Regions from separate parts of the Homo sapiens genome. Here region 1 is linked to region 2. A link is an interaction called in ENCODE POLR2A ChIA-PET data of the cell type or tissue named here. Cell type or tissue: PC-3. All regions are shown on one strand. Links, peaks and the distances in the headings refer to the core of each region. The heading gives the core; the rest is flanking DNA.

Region 1 (8,123 bases), core at 3,803-6,302, 82 kb before region 2:
TAGGGTTGTTGGTGAGGCAGCATGATCAGAGTTGTATTTCAGAAAGCAAATTCTAGCTGCGGTGTGGAGAAAGCACTGAAGAAAAGCAAGATTGGAGGTAAGGAGAATTAAGAGAATGCTGCAGGGGAGAAATGGTGCTGACTCAAACCATGGTGAAGATAAGGGTGGCAGAAAATAATAAGGCAAAGCCCACCATATACAGCCATACAGAAAGCCATGCCCTGCACCAAGCAGTTTCCCAAGGGGCAGATGGTTGTTGAAGATCAGACTGTGATCTCCTGGCCAAGCACTGTGGCCCAGCAGGAGGAAGAAGGAAACCCTTTTTTTATTCATCAGCTAGACAAGGTACCATTTCGTTATTCTCACAAAGTCACCATATATATGCGCAGCATTAAAGGCCCTGCCAAAGATGAGTACACTCTAGAGAATTTTGAGGAAGAAAACAGTTGATCAGATACAGCAGTTAGAGAAAGAGCATTCAAAGAGGATACCAAACTGTTTGGCCCTATTACCTTGACATTTACTAAGGCAGGAAATGCTTTCTCGGGCTAAATCAGTTCCGTTTTACCTGTTCAATCCAATTCCTTTTTTGCTATCATGAATTTCTTAAACAAATTCAAATAACTTTATTCAAACAAAAAAGAAATACATTTGATTCATATTTAATAATGTTCACTTTTTATTTAATTAAAATTTTTCTTTGGAGGTAATAGTAGATTCACATACAATTGTGAGAAATAATGCAGAGAGATCCTACATTCCTTTTACTCAGTTTTCCCAAACTTGTAAACTATGGTACAACACCACAACCAGGATACTGACATTGATAGTATCAAAATACAAAACATTTTCATCACCACAAGGATCCCTCATGTCGCCCTTTTAAGAATGTGAATGCAGAAAATCTGAGACAGGTCTCAGTTAATTTAGAAAGTTTATTTTGCCAAGGTTGAGAACACACCCGAGACACAGCCTCAGGAAGTCCTGACGACAAGTGCCCAAGGTGGCCAGGGCACAGCTTGGTTTTATACATTCCAGGGAGACATGAGACATCAGTCAATACATGTAAGAAGTACACTGGTTCACTCTGGAAAGGTGGGACAACTCAAAGCAAAGGCAGAAATACTGGAAGTCGGGAGGCAGCTTCCAGGTCACAGATTGGTGATACACAACCAGTTACTTTCTTTTGAGTTTCTGATTAGCCTTTCCAAGAGAGGCAATCACACATGCATCTATCTCAGCAGAGGGGTGACTTTGAATTGAATGGGAGGGAGGTTTGCCCTAAGCAGTTTCCAGCTTGAGTTTTCCTTAGTCATTTTGGGGGCCCAAGACATTTTCCTTTCACAACCTCTAATTTCTTACCCATTTCTATAATTTTGTCACTACAAGAATATTATATAAATGGAATAATGGAGTATGTACCATTTGGGATGGATTTTTTAAAAAAAACTCAGCATAAACTGGGTGCGGTAGCTCACGCCTGTAATCCCAGCACTTTGGGAGGCCGAGGCTGGTGGATCACCTGAGGTCAGGAGTTCAAGACCAGCCTCAACATGGAGAAACCCCATCTCTACTAAAAGTACAAAATTAGCCGGGCGTGGTGGTGCATGCCTGTAATCCCAGCTTCTCGGGAGGCTGAGGCAGGAGAATTGCTTGAACCTGGGAGGCGGAGGCTGCAGTGAGCCGAGATTGCGCCATTGCACTCCAGCCTGGGCAACAAGAGCGAAACTCCGTCTCAAAAAAAAAAAAAAAAAAAAAACCTCAGCATAATCCTTTGGTGATTCATCCAGATTGTTGCATGTATCAGTAACTCATTTCTTTTTATTTATAAGTAGTATTCCATGGTACTGATATACCACAGTTTGACCATTCATCTGTTGAAGAATATCTGAGTCATTTTTAGTTACGGGCTATTATATATAAAGCTGATTTAAACATTTGTGTACAGGTTTTGTGTGTGAGCATAAGCTCCCATTTTTCTGGGACAAATTCCCTGGAGTACAATTACTGAGCCATATGGTAATTACATGTTTAGTTTTAAAGGAACTGCAAACTGTTTTCCAGAATCTCTGTAGCATCAGCAATGTAACAATGATCCAGTTTCTCTACATCCTTGCCAGCACTGGGTGATGTCACTGAAACTGCCTTTGCAAAATTATAACTGAGGAAATTATGACAGTGAAAGAAATCAGACCTAACTGACTCTATCTTACTTATAAACCTTCAGCTGTCCTTGCTCATTGCTGGGTGCAGGCCAAACTAACTTTGGGAAAGAACTCAGTTCATGTTTTGACTCTAAAACAAAATTGATAACAGCCGTTTCCGAAAAGACCCCCTTCTTGCCTGATGTCCAGTCTTTGCAGGACTAACAAATTAGCTACAAGATTAGAAATGACAATTTAGGGGTCATGCAGCCTCTGGCTCCAAGAGTCTAAACCTCCCCAAATTGCTTCTGGGAATAACATCACTATTGTAAAGCTTAAGATCAGTGCTTGAGATATTTTGCAGACCCTGCACTTGACGGATCAGCTGACACCATCCAGACTGGTAATCTGGCCCAACCCGTTCTGCCATCCTACCCAGGAACAGAAGACGTTAAGAAAAACTCACTTCAACCCCCTTTGATTCCATTTCCAACCTGACCAATCAGCACTCCCCACTTTCCAAGCCCCTACCCGCCAAATTATCTTTTAAAACTCTGATCTCCGAGATCTAATTAAACTAAAGAGCTTCTGCACAGCAAAAGAAACTACCATCAGAGTGAACAGGAAACCTACAGAATGGGAGAAAATTTTTACAATCTACCCATCTGACAAAGGGCTAATATCCAGAATCTACAAAGAACTTAAACAAATTCACAAGAAAAAATCAAACAACCCCATCAAAAAGTGGCTGAAGTATATGAACAGACACTTCTCAAAAGAAGACATTTATGCAGCCAACAGACACATGAAAAAATGCTCATCATCACTGGCCATCAGAGAAGTGCAAATCAAAACCACAATGAGATACCATCTCACACCAGTTAGAATGGTGATCACTAAAAAGTCAGGAAACAACAGGTGCTGGAGAGGATGTGGAGAAATAGGAACACTTTTACACTGTTGGTGGGACTGTAAACTAGTTCAACCATTGTGGAAGACACTGTGGCGATTCCTCAAGGATCTAGAACTAGAAATACCATTTGACCCAGCCATCCCATTACTGGGTATATACCCAAAGGATTATACATCATGCTGCTATAAAGACACATGCACACGTATGTTATTGTGGCACTATTCACAATAACAAAGACTTAGAATCAACCCAAATGTCCATCAATGATAGACTGGATTAAGAAAATGTGGCACATATACACCATGGAATACTATGCAGCCATAAAAAAGGATGAGTTCATGTCCTTTGCAGGGACATGGATAAAGCTGGAAACCATCATTCTGAGCAAACTATCGCAAGGACAGAAAACCAAACACCACATGTTCTCACTCATAGGTGGGAACTGAACAATGAGAACACGTGGACACAGGGTGGGGAACATCACACACCAGGGCCTGTCATGGGGTTGGGGGAAGGTGGAGTGTTAGCATTAGGAGATATACCTAATGTAAATGATGAGTTACTGGGTGCAGCACACCAACATGGCACATGTATACATGTGTAACAAACCTGCACGTTGTGCACATGTACCCTAGAACTTAAAGTATAATAAAAAATAAAATAAAATAAAAATAAAACTCTGATCCCCAAATGCTTGGGGAGACTGATTTGAGTAACAATAAAACTCTGGTCTCCGGCACAGCTGGCTCTGCGTGAATTACTCTTTCTCCATTGCAATTCCCCTGTCTTGATAAATTGGCTCTGTCTAGGCAGAGGGAAAAGTGAACCCATTGGACGGTTACATCATTAATTTTTTTTTTTTTTTTTTTAGCCATTGATAGATGTACTGTATGGTTTTAATTTAATTTAAATTTTAAATTCACTATGGTTTTAATTTGCATGTTCCTAACGGCTGACGATGTAGAACATCTTTTCATGTGCTTATTTGCCTTCTGTATATCTTTTCAGTGAAATGTTTCATGTCTATTATCTATTTCCTAATTGGATTGTTTACTTTGTTTACTGTTACATTGTGAGAATTTTAAGATTTCATTTTTATTCTTTGTCTGTCCTGGTTTTATTTATGATACGTCTGAGACAACATGGTATAGGTTGAAGAAAGTAAGTTTTATCGTGGGACAAACTATGAATCCCAGCTCTTCTCAGCTTCAGAACATTCACCCGTAAATTGGAGATGATAATGCTGTATTGTAGGGTGGCGATAAAAGGCAGTGTATATACAAACCACCTAACCTAGTATCTAATATATACAATGTAGATACTCAATACATGTAGCTACTATTTTATTATTTATTGATCAGATCAAACATTCTGTAGCTTATTTCTTTTTCCACTACCATTCTCTCAAGTCTTATGGTCCTGTCTTCCTTCCTTTTATACTGCCAACATTACAATAGTCAATACCTTCTAAAAGTACTTGCCGAGTTGCATACAGATCCTTCTACCTAAAGAACATCTCAAATGTGCATGTTCAGCTAATAACACTCCATTAATAATTATAAAAACATATCTAAAATACAACTCCTTAAAAACAATATTAGGGTACTGGGTTTACTACCTGGGTGATGTAATAATATGTACAACAAACTCCCATGACACATGTTTATCTATGTAACAACAAACCTTCACATGTACCCCCAAACCTAAAATAAAAATTAAAACAAATAATAAATTTTAAATTATGAGTATTGACAATACATGTGCTTATTTGGGAGTATTTCCCGAAATTTATCAGAAAACAAAGGAAGATAAAGGAAGAAGAATCCAGATCTTGTTAAACCATGTAGCTTACATGGTTTTTCATAAGCTGTAATTTTATCTTACATAGTTTCATTTAGAGGGCATTAAATGTACACTGCGTGGCTGGGCCTGTGTTGGATAATTTACGGACATTTTAAACAAAAAGAAAGCATGACTCCTCCTTCTGGGAAGTAGGACTTCATTTTCTATTTCCAGTTGGAAACTTTGAAAAGTTGAATTTTATTTCAATAGGACAGCATTTACTGAGATATTTAGGTAGGAAGCAAGATCTTAGCCAAGAACTGCTAGTTAATCTTCAGCAGCTTATACATAAAAAGATATTACTGGAAACACTTTCAGATTTGTTTATCCTCAAATAATGTGATCTATTTTCATTTTGGGAAAAAAAAATAAAGAATTCCACAGAAAGAAATGCTTGCATGACTTTCTGAGTCACACTGTGTAGATTTTTTCCAGTAAGCTACATTATGCTGGATGCTGTTCAAAAGGGAAAATGTCAAACACACTGGGGTTCAGTCTGGCCAGTGGGTGGGTTTACTCAAGCACAGAAATCAAATATAGGCGTTCAAGCCAATACCTCAGAAACGACAGAATGAATTACCAATCAGAGCTGGAATTTTAGAAGTTATTTTTCAGCTGAATCCCACAAATACAATATAAATGAACAATCCTTGTGAGCATTACAATGGCATTTATCGTTTTTTTTCTTAGAATCCTAAAGTTGAAAAAAACTAGACATTATAAAATTTAACCTTTCTTTTATACCATATCTCTGACACATCTCTGATAGATTTTCCTACTTCTGCTTGAAAACTTCTGAAAACGGAGAGCTCACTACTTTGCAGCACAGTCCCTTCCTTTGTCAGATCAATGAAAGGCAAGGAAAAGAACCTGGAATGATATAAGCCAAGATAATAACAGTGGTTACCTAAGGGTGGGCAAAAAGATGCATTTCTTGTTGTTGTTCTTTTGCTTGTATTTTCTAGCTTTTCTATAATGGGTTTCTGTTTTTATAATAAGTAAAAGATAAGTACTCTTCAAAACCATGAAGAATTCCAATATTAACACTGGTGTTGTCCCAACTTTTCACTCGAAAAATTAAGTCAGAGTAAGATTCAATGGCTAAAAATTAGATACAAAAATTACCAATGTTCCAAAAATCTATGACTGGGAAATATCTATTTCAACTGCATCAATATGTCAACCAAGGTTATGTTGATCAAATTGTTTCCAGCTAAATTGCTCTGGTCAAATAGTAAGATAGTTAATAATTCTTAGACTATGTACCCTCTGCTTCTATCAAAACATTCTAAGGATGCCAAACATTTTAGAAACAGTATCATTCCATGAACTCTAATCAAGTTATTATTGATCTACACCACCAAATTTACTGTGTTCTATAATTATCTAAATGGTGGTTTTATTATTATTATTATTATGGAACTTAACATTTAACCCTTGTTAAATTGATTATATCACCTTTGTTCTTTCCTTCTTACAAGGTGCTAAGTGGATCGCTTAAGAGGTTATGGGGGAAAAATTTGTTCCCAGATGAGAAAGATCATGTTCTGCAGAATTACTCATGCATCTTCATGACTGTTCCTGCTTCCCCGCCTCCCAGGTCCTTGGCCTTCCCTCCTTGCTCCCAGCATATTATTAGCCAGCTCCTAGTACATAATATGCTTTCAAACAAATCATATGTATTGAGCATCTACTGTGTATCTAACACTTCCACATAGGAAGCGTTATTCCTCAACAGCCCTCCTTATTTCTCAACAGCCCAGTTGATAGGTATCTACAGGTGCAGAAACAAGGGGTAATTGATTAAGTAATTTCTTGAAGTTCCACAGTTATTCATTGACGAGAGTATGATATGAACCTATATCTGAATGGTTTTATTGCTAATGCTGCCTCTGGGTATTTTTTGGCCTTGGCTTCTTGCCTTTAACCTTGCCCTGCAAAATCTCAGGTAGACTCTGTCACCTCCTCTCTGATTTCCAACACTAACCTAAACATCCTAGGTTTTTTCCTGTGCATTATCCATAACCATATTGGATGAGGTGCTTCCTGACTATTTAGAATTTGGGTATCCAACGTACAAGCGTTATTTTCAAGATCTATAAGAGTTTATATTTGCTCACCTAGATTTTCTTCTAAGGCATTGATAAGATTTGTGAAATACCAAAAAGAGAACCTTTCCAGAGTGCTATCATTTTACATTTTAGAATGTAAAAATGTTGAAGATGAAATAGATGAAATGGTAAACATAATTTGAGTATATATTAGACAACCTACAATTCACCTTCTTGTCCATGAACATATTTTAACAAATTGTCAAATACCTTGGTGACATCAAAGCCTACAACATATCCCTGATCTATCGTTTTAGAAAAATTATGAAACAGTAAATCCAATACATACTGGACTATACTGGTTCATGTACTTGAACAGTTCAAAGATAGGACTGGGTTGATGCAGATGCTAAAGTAATGTCACCCAGACCTAGTCTCTCTTCTTGGTTCAGTGCTCCTCCATTTTGACCTCCATCTTAGGGTTTACATAATACATGATATATGCTGGCAGCTCCCAGCCTACACCCTCCCAGGCCCACTACATACAAATCACTTTCATTGTTTGAGGAGTTACAAGAGGCATACAACTAAGTAAGACAGCCTTTCACCACAAAAGGCAGTATAGTCTAATAGAGAAAGCATGTGCTTTGGTGGAAAATAGATCTGGATTTGAATCTAAGACTTGTCCTTGAGCAACTTATTCAAACTTGGTGTCTTAAATTATAAAATGGAGATTCTATGTAGTTCATAGAGTTGATGTGAAATCCTAAAATTTGAATGAAATAATGTAAATTAAGTGCCTAGCATAATGCCAGGAACATTGCAGCTGCACAACCTATCAGCAAAAGTAAGTATACCAATATAATAATGCTAGTAGTGATATATGTTCTGTAATATTGATGTAAATTAATATACTAGGGTTTCAGAAGGTTCATATCTGATTGGGGTGATGGGGCTAGAAAATATTTCATGGAAGAAATGGTATTTAATGTGGGTCTTGGAAGGATGAATGAGGGCCAGGCCCGGTGGCTCATGCCTGCAATACCAGCATTTTGGGAGGCCGAGGAGGGCAGATCATGAGGTCAGGAGGTCAAGGCCAGCCTGACCAACGTGGTGAAACCCCGTCTCTACTAAAGATACAAAAATTATCCAGGTGTGGTGGTGAGCACTTGT
Region 2 (8,123 bases), core at 2,140-4,639:
TTCAACGTAGTATTGAAAGTCCTGGCCAGAGCAATCAGGCAAGAGAAAAAAAATAAAGTGCACCCAAATAGGAAGAGAGGAAGTCAAACTATCCCTGTTTGCTGATGACATGATTCTATATCTAGAAAATCCCACAGTCTCGGCCCAAAAACTCCTTTGGCTAGTAAACAACTTCAGCAAAGTTTCAGGTTACAAAATCAAGGTACAAAAATCACTAGCGTTCCTATGCATCAACAACAGCCAAGCTGAGAGCCAAATAAGGAACACAATCTCATTCACAATTGCAACAAAAAGAGTAAAATACCAAGGAATACAGCTAACCAAGAAGGTGCAAGATCTCTCCAGTGTGAATTACAAAACATTGCTCAAAGAAATCAGAGATGAAACAAACAAATGGAAAATCATTTGACGCTTGTGGATCAGAACAATCAATGTTATTAAAAAGGCCATATTTCCCAAAGCAATTTATAGATTCAGTGCTATTCCTGTCAAACTACCAATGACAGTTTTTTTCACAGAAGTAGAAAAAACTATTTTAAAATCATATGGAGAAAAAAAAAAAACCCAAACTGGTAAGGCAATTGTAAGCAAAAAGAACAAAGCTGAAGCATCGTGTTACTTGATATCTTCAAACTATACTACAGGGCTACAGTAACAGAAGCAGCATGGTACTGGCACAAAAATAGACAGTAGACCAATGGAAGAGAATAGAGAGCCCAGAAATGAGGCTGCACACCTACAACCATCTGATCTTCAACAAAGCTGACAAAAACAAGCAATGGAGAAAGGACTTCCTATTCAAAAGTTCAAGTGTTTTAATCTAATAGAAGATATTAATATATCTCTTCTCTACCTTGTAAAATATTTATGCTGATCTTGACTTCCATTGTCTTTAGATATTTGTATAACTTAGTTTTAGCATCTTTGAAGTATACAGTAAAATAGCTTTGAAAAGCAAAGACAAGTTATTCTTTGGAAATGAAACCTATTTCTTAAATGTTATTGACAATAATAGTAATAATAGAAATAAAGTTTCATTAAATCTCACACCTAATGGTATCATATCTTTTACAGGTTCACCGATTTGGCAGTACAAACAATACACCATACAATCAAAAGTAAGACAGGTATTTTTCTATTAATTCCAGTAGCGGACATATTGCACAGTAACTGCCAGAATACCTAATTCCTTTGAAAATCAGCCTTCATTGCCTCTGGCGCAATTTTAGTTTTGTTAAAACTGACAATTATGTAATTAAAAATAAACTATATTAAAATTTAAAATATCAGATTAGCATCACCAATAGAATAGGTAGTGATTTTAAAATGTAATTGCTTTTAAAGGACAAGTTTATATGTTGTAATTATGTATGAACATCAACTTTTTTTTAATTTCACATCAAAAGTATCATCAGATAAGCCGAGGAAGTAAAGAAGAAGAGTAACACATTCAAATTAGGAGCCTGAGAGAGGGCTAAACAGACCCCCTCTGTTCATGTATGCCTAATTCACAAAGCTTTGAGACTTTCCCTCAAGTGGTCTATCTTTTGGCCCCACTAATGTTAACAGTGTTGCTATTGGCAGCCTACCATTTTCTCTCTCAAGGGAAGAAATGTGATACAGCTGTCACACTAACGCATTCTGGATATTTAAAATTCCAATTGAGCCATGCTGTCTATGATGGATTTTGGAGACGTGAACTGTTATCAAAGAGGAAGTAAGATAAAATGCTGGGCTAAGTTCATGTTAGGCCACTGGCTTATCTGAATCCATATTCCCAGAAAAGCCATAACAAAGTGACCCTAGTCATGATTTTTCTCAGGAGTCTTTCTTGAGTTGTCATTTCATCCCTGACTGACTACTGCACAACATGAAATCAGCAAGATTCTCCACAATGCCTTCCACAGCATATACGTACACCTCCAATGCCTATAGCTCTGCTTTATTGAGGCAGTTTAAGAAAGTAGAGAAAATTGAATAATAAATATATAAATATGGTTAGTTAACAGAAAGCTGTTTCACAAAGGCCTAGGGTAGCTTCAGGACTTTCAGAAGTGCACTGCCCTGAGAAACCATTTGCCTGTGGACCAAGTTTGCTTTTAAGGATTAAGCCATGTGACTCCCAAGTTTTCTCATTGCAATTAAACATGTAAATGTCCATGGTGAAGGAACAAAATTTTGCAAAGGTTAACCAGATCCCAAAGGTTAGGGGAAAAAGACACACTAAGATTAACTACCTCAGATATACCAGAAACACTTTGGGCAGAACAGCAGAGCTTCTGGACAGGAAACTAGAAAAGCTCCATTTTAATATTGCCTGTCACAAACAATAGAAGAAAGAAAAGGAAGAGAAAGAAGAGGTCAGGAACATGTTATTTCAAACTTTTATAAATAAAATTTAAAGATTATTCTCCTTGGTACTACTTAGGATTGAGGCTCTAATACATGTGCCATTTTAAGCTCATCTCTGGAAACAACATGTAAAGAATTTGAAGGTATTTGCTTTATCCTACTGTCCTGTGTGAAGTCTGATTTATAAAATGAAATGGCTTGGCTGGGTGAGGTGGCTCATGCCTGTAATCCCAACACTTTGGGAGACTGAGGCAGGTGGACTGCTTGAGCCCTGGAGTTCAAGACCAGCCTGGGCAAGATAGTGAGACACCCATCTCTACAAAAAAACACTTAAAAATTAGCTGGGTGTGGTGGCACACATCTGTGGTCCCAGCTACCTAGGAGGCTGAGATGGGAGGATCGCTTGAGCCTGGGAGGTCAAGGATACAGAGAGCCATGATTCTGCCACTACATTCCAGCCTGGGCAGCAAAGCAAGACTGTCTCAAAAAAACAAATAATTTTTTTAAAATAAATAAATAGAATTTTTTTTCCTGAATGGAATTGTGATAGTAATAACAGCCACCATTTATCAATTAATAGAGGGCTTACTATTTGCCATGCATGGATCTAAGCACTTTACAGACATTAACAACCATATGAGGTAGTTATTAATATTATCATTTTCACAGATGAATGGCTGAGGCTCAGAGGAGTAACCAGATCTTCCTCCCTTGTCAGTGCCCGATTCAAGCATCTTCTCTGAGAAGCCTCTACCTCTGACCTCACCTACTCCAGGCTTCCTCCATCACTCCTTCCTCTGAGCTGCCTTGCACCTGGTATATTCCTCCTCCATGGAAACCATCACACAGTAATTATGATTATTGGTCTGAACAGCTTTCTCCCCAGCAATGCTAAGAGGGCAGAGGTCCCATCTTGGGTTTTTTGTACTCTCAGACCCTGTTATGCTGCTTGATATACATAATAGAGATTCAAGAAATGTTCATGATAAATGAGTGAATGAATGAATGAATGAATGAATGGAGAAAGTAAACATTTAGGAAAAGAAAACATTATAGGGAAAGGCCCTAGTGGGGAAGCAATATTTAAATAATGTAAGGACACATATCCAAAAGTTATTCTAACACTTACTTTGGATTTTATATGCATATACTCTGTCTTCCAATTTCCCTATCTGTCAGAATAGCCAGTAAATGCCAACATTCTTCTCAAACAGAATGACACAATGTTGTAAGACATGACAATCTTTGTCATGTCATTGTAAGAAAGAGTGCTGGATTTAGAATCCTACCTGAGTTTGAGACCTGACTCTACTGACCTGGGGCAAATCAGTCAACCATCTGAGCCGCTTTTGCTCATCTGTGACATAGGATCACTTCCACCCATGCACCTACCTCACATGTTCACGCAGCGATTTAGAGAAATCAAACTGTATATGCAAATGCATTCAATAGGTATAAAGAATAATACAAATGTTAATGGCCATAATAGATGGCTGTTATGAGGGACTGATCACTCTGGCTAACTTGGAGTCGTGTGGCATGGGGAAGGTAAATGGCAGCTAGCTTCTATTGAGCACCCACTCTGTGCCAGGCACCATGCAAGCACTTCATGTACATGACCTCACTTTACCCAAAGCTACTTGAGTAATTAACCCAAAGCTATTCATAAAGGGTCAAGCTGGGAACTGTTGTCATGTCTTATTGATTTCAAAGCTCATAATCTTTATCTCAACACTCTGCTGTCTCTTTGGAACATCAGTTGTCAGTGTACAAAATTACCTGAAAGTTAGAACATATGGTTAAAAGTTCTGGCTGTCAGGATTCAGAAAAACTTTGAATATTTGTTATATTAAAATCTTGGCTGGGCATGGTGACTCCTACCTATAATCTCAGCACTTTGGGAGGCCAAATGGGAGGATTGCTTGAGCCCAGGAGTTCGAGACCAGCCTGGACAACATGGCAAAACCCCATCTCTACAAAAAAATACAAAAATCAGCCAGGCATGGTGCTGCATACCTGTAGTCCCAGCTACTCAGGAGGCTGAGGTGAGAGGATCACTTGAGCCTGTGAAGTCGAGGCTACAGTGAGCTGTGATCACACCACTGTACTCCAACCTAGGCAATAGAGCAAGACCCTACTGAAAAAAAAAAAAAATCTATTGGCATCTTTCACATTGATGTTTATGAGACAGTCAGTCCTTTTACTTGGAGTTTAAAGGTAGATGGCCCTTTAATAAATAACAGCTTTCTGCCCTAACCAAGCTCACAACCAACAGACAGACAGACCTGAATCCGAGCCCAGTGAAGATCATAACACACGTATTGTTGATCGAAGCGAAACTGAAGGGTGTATCTCCACGTTGCAGCCTCAGTAGCTTCCTTATGTGCCACCCCATCATACAGCCTTACCCCCTAATCACTGGCATCACTCGCTGTCCACAGACATTGCCCAGAGCAGCAACTTGCTTCATGGCAGAAAGGGGATGAGAATGCACCCTTTTAGTGGGCTGACAGACAGGAATAAACAGACATGCAGGAGCGTAACAGAGGATGTTCATTAATCAAACTCATTAGTCACCAAAGTCCTGCTCCAATGAGCATGACTAAAGAGGCCAAGAGAACCTGGAAGTATTCCTTCCCATATCTGCCTTCCTAAGGCATGGAGTAAATTTCCTGTTCCTTGTGCCTGTTCCTCTATGGAAATATGATGCATGGGAATAGATGCATTGTGGGCATTTTGTTTCAAAAATGGAGAAAGGAAGGGTTCGTTCTAGAAATCTGAGCCAATGAGGATCGATTCTTTTTTTTTTTTTTTTTTTTTTTTAATACGGAGTTTTGCTCTGTAGCCCAGGCTGGAGTGCAGTGGTAGGAACTCGGCTACCTGCAACCTCCGCCTCCTGGGTTTAAGCAATTCTCCTGCCTCGGCCTCCTGAGTAGCTGGGATTACAGGCATGCACCACCACTCCCAGCTAATTTTTGTATTTTTAATAGAGATAGGGTTTCACCATGTTGGTCAGGCTGGTCTTGAACTCCTGACTTCGTGATCTGTCCGCCTTGGTCTCCCAAAGTGCTGGGATTACAGGCGTGAGCCACTGTGCCTAGCCGATTCACTCTTATATTTATACTAATGGAAAATAACTAAAGGAGAAACCTCAGAACATGATGCACAGATGCTTAAAGACCCTATTCAACGTATCAGCCCAACTTGGGGATGTGTGTATGTGTATGTATGTATGTGTGCACATAAACATGCACAAACTCATACATTCTTTTAATCCTATGGGTCACTGTGAATCTGATATGGTGGTTCTTAGATGGGGAGGAGGGCACTTTTGCCATGCTAGTGGATAGATATTTCGCACTGTCTGGGGACATGTTTGGTTGTCATAATGGATAATACTATTGGCATCTAGTGGGTCATGGCCAGGGATGTTGCTTTTACAGGGCACAGGGCAGCTCCCCACAACAAAGGCTTTGCTGACCTGAAACATCAAGAGGGACAAGCTTGAGAAACCTTGACATCACAGTGGTAGGGCAGAGAACACCAACCTAAACTGAATATTCCATAGACAGTACACGTAACACAGTAACTTTATTGGCCAGACCACATCTGTCAATGTAACTGATCTATACTGTAATCACAGGAACACTATGAACTGTAGATGTGAGAGGCAGGCAATGATATACTTTACTAATTTACCCAGCTGCCTGTGCTCGCTGATGTCCACAGAATATCATTTTTTAGATTTAAAATGTCAACTTAATATATATCTCTCTGTCCTAGCTCCACTCAAACCTCACTAAATGGAGGTACTGGCCTCACCTCCTGGACTCAATTTCCTTCTTCCTAATTCAAATGGTCTCTGATATTACCTGCATGCCTGAGGGCTGCAAGCAGGCTTTATGTATGAGTGACCACAGGGCTAAAGATCTTGCCATCGATTAAATCCCATCATTCCTTTCTGCAGGCCTCTAAGGACTCTTCTACCCTCTCCACACCAGGCACAGTGGGGGCTAACCCAATAATGCCAGATAAGAGAACAAGTGACCAAGGTAAAATTATCAACAAATATACAAAAGGGCTGGCAGCATCATATGGGAGCCATAATACCCTCTTCTTTCCTGAACCCAACACTGCAATATTTGAAAATACCCACAGGCTTTCTTTCAAACAAGAAAAATGCCTCTTGAGACTCCAATCCCAGCTGAAAATTTAGCTGGCAGTGAAGAGCCTATCCACTAACCTCAAGGTCAGCTAAATATCTAGTCTTTTTTCATAGCATGATCAAGTTTTACATCCTGTGTTTGGCAAGGAAGGATTTACTTAAACAATATTTATATTATATTCTTAAAATAAACCTGAGCCTAGGGAAAAAAATATAACCCCATGTCCATAGCAAAACACCAAAGAGCTGCTGGGTGGAGAAGCTATGGCTTAGGTTTCAATTTAATTCTTATTTGCTCAAATGCCAAAGTAATTTTTCCATGAGGAGAATGAGGTCATTCTTCACAGAAAGGGATCACTGTCTCAAAATTCATATGACCAGGAAACACAAGACCAATATAATGAGAGGTTTCAGAAATGTGAACTAAATAAAGTGGACTTAAGATACAAATCTGTACATGTGACTTAAGCCCAGAGATACATTAACAGTATACCATGAATCCTTTGCTTTTTTCCTAGGAAAGTGTATCCTCCCATACCCAGCCCACCCCATACCAAAGGGTCCCCTACTGTTACACAACAGTAGGGCTTTTCCAAACAAACCACATGAGAACACCAGTGGGCTGGTTCCCCAGGGCTTCCTTGGTGCCTTAGGGGGAGCCAAGTCCCTGGTTGGTTTGGTGGGGTCTTGAAATAGATTAGGACATGTGCCCCGAGTTATTACAAATATAAATACCAATGATAGCATGCAGGCAGAGGAAACAGAGGTGCCACAATATCATCTGTTTGCATCTGGATTCTATATTGCCTTGCCTACTTTTCCATCTCACCTGCGTATACAGCGTATACTGCGTATACAGTATAGCATGAGGATAAAAAGGAGGAGCTGTTCAAATCCCAGTTTTGCCCTGTCCCACACATTTGACTCTAGGAAAGTTATGTGATTCTCTGTTACTTGGTTTCCCCATCTTTAACATAGTGAATAATAACAATATTGGGCAATTGGGCCACCAGGATTGTTAAGAAACAATATTATTATGAGCTAAGTACAGAACCCAATATTCGGTAAGTTTGTAAATACTATTTTGTACTTACTACACTAACTTTTATGGTTCAAGATTTGGATTGAAAGATTTAAAAAAGCAAAAGACTAAAAGACTTCAAGTATTATCCAACTCAGACCCACTTTAAGAAATAGGAGCTCAGGGAATCTACATGATGCATCCGTAGTTACATAGCTCGTTAGCAACAGGATGAGATTAAAACCCAGGTTCCTTGACTCCTGGACCAGTGCTGTTAGGGGGGAAAATGGTGTAAAAATTTTCAAAGAAATACATTAATCAATTCTCCTGCCAGGGAAATTGTGGATACTTTCATGTAGTAGAAGCATGTCTTTTAAAGTTTGTGGCCTGCATTCATTCAGCCAGACCAGGCATTTGTTGCAACAGAAACAGCTGGTCCAGCCGGGACTTGTCACACAGTCACCCCAAGCCTCTAAACGAGCCATTATCTGGCAACAGCAGATTGGGACCATCTGTCACTGCAGTGCACATATGGCCCCACTAGTTTGCAAGAATAAGGTTGTCACAAAAGGTCATTAACTATGC

What was found. Peaks named below come from ENCODE experiments on the same cell type or tissue, not always from the same donor. Only the 100,000 strongest peaks of a DNase experiment are listed, where the experiment ranks them.
Region 1: POLR2A ChIA-PET joins it to region 2 with 11 read pairs; 4 of 35 experiments call an interaction of 5 or more read pairs at or near these places.

What each region holds. Positions count from the first base shown.
Region 1 is chr12:75,745,813-75,753,935 of GRCh38, forward strand. The region is part of intron 1 of LOC105369844 (a long non-coding RNA gene); the gene reads right to left. Among named protein-coding and RNA genes, the nearest start is that of KRR1, 240 kb to the left of the region's middle. RefSeq lists an enhancer at 876-1,377. In PC-3, for the core only: no CTCF peak of the experiment used is centred there; no DNase peak of the experiment used is centred there.
Region 2 is chr12:75,829,896-75,838,018 of GRCh38, forward strand. It overlaps LOC105369844 (a long non-coding RNA gene), which reads right to left and starts at 4,873. Exons shown (of 16, transcript XR_007063375.1): 1 at 4,638-4,873. In PC-3, for the core only: no CTCF peak of the experiment used is centred there; no DNase peak of the experiment used is centred there.